2 separate regions of the Homo sapiens genome follow, and region 2 is linked to region 1. Evidence: read pairs that join two places in POLR2A ChIA-PET (ENCODE). Cell type or tissue: MCF 10A. All regions are shown on one strand.

Region 1 (2,500 bases):
ATTTCCAGGGACAGACAGACACTTTGCCATTACTAAGTGAAAAATATGTCAACACTTTCTGCCCTAGCAAAAAAAAACATGCAGTGAAAGGACTGATAAAGTTATTCATAACAAAGTTTGGCCAGACTTGATTCTACTGCTTCTCGTAAAGTTCCCCAGCCCAACATCATCAACACACTGTATAACTAAACTATGAACAAAGCAATCCATAATCCCATATGCAGAGAACTGTATGTCCATATACCCCTCATTCAATCATTGAATATCCTTAAAAGAATATAATAGTTACTCACTTTCAATGAATCAAAGCAGGCGATTACTCGTCCATTTTCAACTTGGCAGCTTTTCGAAGGATGTGCAAATTTACATTCCGTGTCTGGCCGTGAGCAAGTCCCCCTCTGGAACTCTCTACATACTTCCAGTGTTAGCCATTTTGTGTCCCGAATTGGTGTGACACTAACAGCCATGTTTAGATTTTACAGGTAGTTAAATGTTTCAGTGAAACCAACAAACCCAACCCCCCCAAAAAAGAGCAACAACCAAAAAAAAAAAGCTGAACTGATGATGAAAATGTCCCCTCAAAATACTTTTCCCCACTCCCTGCTTTAAAAGTACATGGAAAATTGTGTCGTCAATATCAAGGAAAAGATCTCCCACTAGAAATTCACAGCATGAAACTGTTAATTCAAAGAGGTTTTGGTTTTTAGAGAAATACTAGGATTGTAAGTAGATGAACGTTTAAAAGTAGGGCCTGGTATCAGCCTTGTGCTCTCAGTAACCCCTTCCCAGTGCCAATTTGGAGCCCAAAATGCAAGCATGAAAACGTGGCAGACCCTTCGACACCGAATTTCCAAGCTGCTTTCAGCAAAGTTGTCTGAAAGGGAATCTCCTCACAGCTGAATTTGCAATGGAGTTTGGTGGTGCAATCGGTATTGATTAGTTTGGCATAGACAGATGCAGCAGTTTAGAGCAAAATCGAGAAAATGATTTTTTTTTTCCTCCTTGATTTCCTGGCAGAAGATATCTTACTTTTTCAGCAAACTTTTCTTTTAACACTAAAGCAGCCTAGGGCAATGCCAGATACTTAGAGCTTTTCTCTTGATTATAAGTAGAAATGGGGGTGTCTGGGCTAGAGGTGGAGGGTGGATGTGCTGTCGTCACAGTCTAGCTGGCAGCAAGCAAGGCAAAAGCAGAGACTGCTCTAGAAGCGGTTCCAAGCAGCAGAGACGTCAGGAAAGGCACTTCTTAGTACCAACCTGTAGAAAAAAGAGATAGGTTAAGATTTACTAAGTAGCACTTCACTGATGTCCTACAGTATCACAACCTTGCCATGTGATACCAGACTAAGTAATATTCAAGTCAGCCTCTCTCTCTCTCTCCCACACATACATACACAAAATACTTACAGTGAGGCATATTGCAGCCAGCCATCGTAGATTTATTAAAAAAAGGGGCCGTTTCCCCTTGTGAAGCAATGCATGATAGAGAGATAACCAATCACAGATAGTGTTGCAGCAATATTCTGGGCAGAAAGCCAATAGTGTGGGTTGTCTTATGAAAGGTCGCGCCTGTCAGACGTTCATTACTATGCTATAAGCACAGAAAATGTCCATCAGATGTGACTTATTCCACTGCAAGAGGACGAGCATGTGGGTTTTGAATTTACCCAACATGCAGTTAGTGGACTAAACCATGTTAGTTTCAAAACAGCTTCTCAGACAAGTCTAAGCACTTGAAGATCATTACCAGGGAATAAAAAGCAAGGTTTAAAAATTGCAGCTGACTTCCAAGCTGCTTTCCCTCCGGCTCTGCGCAGGGACGGGCACTGAACAGCCTGCTCCTGCTGTCCTGACACGTGAATAAAAAAGGAAAGGGGTGTTTACAAATGGTACATTCTCCTGACCTATCCAATTCACTTCCTTCTAAAGCCCAAGTCCTGCCCCTCCACTGAAAACAGCACTCATACTGTAAAACTATTCCATTGAGCCCGCAGACACTTTGTCAATATATCACAGGCAGGCAAGATATGAACAAAAGCATCCTTTATTCGTACATTTTTAAAGCAGAAGCTGAGGTCATGTGGGGAAAATAAGGAGTACAGTGTTGTCAGTGTGTCTGGTAAATCTGAAGTCAACCTCAAGGGAGAAAGTGATTCCATCGCAGAAACATTAAATATTAAGTGAGCAATTTGATTTGAGCAGCGTGATGCACTTCAGAAGTACAATTCCAAACAAAGCTGGAGGGTGGGGGATGAGGGATCCCCTGTTGCCTGATGATCAGTTAACTCAGCACCACAAGACTACTTCTTAGAGCAGGGCATTTTTACTTTTAACAACTTACTTTTTCTATCAGGATTTTTCTTCTTTATTTTTTGTTTGAATGTTGCCAATGAGGAAAACAAGGCTTTAAAAAGTAAAATTTTCACATTTTAAAGAGGCAATGACACAGTATGATAACTAGTATTTGATGATACTTCTTCATGAGCCAAAATTGCTCTATT
Region 2 (2,500 bases), 60 kb before region 1:
AATGAAAACAATTAAAATTTTTATTAACATTACCAAGATAATTATTAAACGGGTATATGATTTTCAGCTATCATTAATCTTAACCACGAAGGTTTGGGATAAGGGTGTGGGGCTTTTGTTATGATTGGTTTAACAAGGAAGCTGCTTTTCCTTTAAAATATGAAAGATTTATTGGAGGAGGGAAAAACGACAGGACTACTAACCTGATTATAAGCACAGACCAAAGACCTATTCAAGACACGTTAGGCTGAAGATACTAAAAAAGTGACAGAACAAGGATATCACAAATTAGGATGATTAAACATTTGGAAATCATCAGAGACCTGGCCAAGGTATGTGGTTGACATGACAAAGCCAAAAGAATATACTGAAGACTTGTCTAACAGGTATCCTGGGCAAAGCTGAACAGAGAGGAAAAAGCCCAATGTTTTCAAAAGGCAGTAAGTATAATTTTTAAATCTCACTTGTAAATAGCTTCTGTGTATTATTGTGCTTTGTATTTTATAGTGAGACTGGTCTAACTGCAGATGAAGAAAAGATAGGCACCATAAAACAGGGATGATTTACCTAATGTCTGAACTCTCTCCTAGCTTTTAAAACCACTATGAATCACTGAGGAATTTTCTATCTGAATAGAAGAAAGGGCCTGGAGCACCTATGCTCACATGTAGCAATCACATTAATTAACACCATCAGAGATATCTAGAACCATCCCTTATCTTTTATTATACTCCTCTCTCAAATCCCAGAATGAAAATCCTGGGATTCTCAAATCTTGGCCTCTCCAGGAATGTGCAGGAGCCAGCTTACACTGGCTGGCAATAGCTGATTGGGAGCATCTCTTCTTACCTCCACATTTAGTGATTTCACTTAGGTAGCTTTAAGTCTGTGATATTAGTGCCTGCACCACAGAAATCAGCAAACCTGACAAATCAGTGTCTCCTTCCCCACCCCCATAAGAGCAGGTTGGTAAACATTTACCAGGATACCACTGGATCCATCTCACCTAGACAGTCAGGAGTCAACTAAGAATTGTGTGATAAATAATAGATGGAATTTTAGACTTGAATAATATTTAAATAAAAATTATGTGAGAAATGGAGATACTATTTTTTAAATTTTAGTTTGGCAATCTGTTGATAAGCAAATCCATTTGGATTCTCCTTTTAAATCAAATGACTTGAAACTTACTAGGTCAAAATACATATAGTTTCTTCTGCTAGTGACAGCAAAGAAGAATGCAAAAACAATTTCTTGCTTATACATGTAGTTAAACTCAAATAATATAATAGGCATATAAACTTAAATTGTGTTATTTCAGGGATATAAGGTTTTAATCTTCAGGGAAATAATTAGTCATTGTTCATAAGCAGTAAATCTAGCTTTTGAATGAGTCAAACTGTTTCCCCTTCAAGGGAAATTAATTGTTAATGTACTTTTAAGCAACTGATATCTTCCTAAAGCATGTGTATTTATTACTTTAAAAACCAGATGAGGCTGGGCACGGTGGCTCATACCTGTAATTCCCGCACTTTGGGAGGCCAAGGTGGGAAGATCACTTGAGCCCAGGAGTTTGAGACCAGCCTGGGCAACATAGTGAGACCCCATCTCTATTAAAATAATAATAATAATAATAGTAATAATAATAATGTCCACAACATTTCCTTTGTAATTCAGAGGTTAACTGATGTGAATCCCTTAGTTACTTTTTTAGAAAAGATAGTTAAACTAGTGCTTCCTTATGTAATCCATAATCAGGGAAGAAGCAAAGCATGCTTTAGCAACATGAATAAAAGGAAAAAATGAAAAACAGAATGTCATCAGTTGGATATCTCAATTCATTCTCCTTAACAGCAAAGGAAATAGATCTAGTTGCAGGGAAAACTAATTGAACTGGATATTTAACAGTAAATGAAATACATATTTTTCAAATATTTCTTGCTCTCTTTTCTATCCTTTATCCTAATGAGTCACTTATCATTTATTGTCTTTTTTTCTCTCACATACCAGGACTACACAATTCTCAAGAAGCCAATGATTTAACATTACCATCACTATCTTCATCAACACATTTATGTTTAAATATGAATAAAAATGAGAAGTACCTTTAATAAAATATCACTAATCAAAGATAATAACATATTTATAAGAAGTGAATAAACTTTTATATGACTTCAAAACTTCAGAAATCATAATTTGTCTTTTAAGCTTAAAAAAATCTCTCTTTATACACATTTCGCTCTTCATGGGATACCTGAAACTGTCCTCACTGATGTAGTGTGTAAAATTTAGAAGACTAAAATTAACAAACCCCCTTTTTCTTAAATACGTCCTACAAGCATACTCATTCCTTAATTTATACACACACAGACACAGATACACGCACGTGCGTGCGCACACACACACACACACCCTTCTAACTTCATTTTGACCTTTTCAAGTGTGTTCTGCTCCATGGACCCCTGAAATCCCCATATTTATTTCAATGAGTTTTCTTCCT

The links. ChIA-PET counts read pairs that join two places held together with the same protein. Peaks named below come from ENCODE experiments on the same cell type or tissue, not always from the same donor. Only the 100,000 strongest peaks of a DNase experiment are listed, where the experiment ranks them.
Region 2: POLR2A ChIA-PET joins it to region 1 with 12 read pairs; 8 of 35 experiments call an interaction of 5 or more read pairs at or near these places.

What each region holds. Positions count from the first base shown.
Region 1 is chr3:152,298,161-152,300,660 of GRCh38, reverse strand. It overlaps MBNL1 (muscleblind like splicing regulator 1), which reads right to left. Exons shown (of 10, transcript NM_021038.5): 2 at 294-1,256. The coding sequence starts at 467. Among named protein-coding and RNA genes, the nearest start is that of MBNL1-AS1, 30 kb to the right of the region's middle. In MCF 10A, no CTCF peak of the experiment used is centred here; DNase peaks (open chromatin) are centred at 1,540 and 1,860.
Region 2 is chr3:152,357,905-152,360,404 of GRCh38, reverse strand. The region is part of intron 2 of MBNL1 (muscleblind like splicing regulator 1); the gene reads right to left. Among named protein-coding and RNA genes, the nearest start is that of MBNL1-AS1, 90 kb to the right of the region's middle. In MCF 10A, no CTCF peak of the experiment used is centred here; no DNase peak of the experiment used is centred here.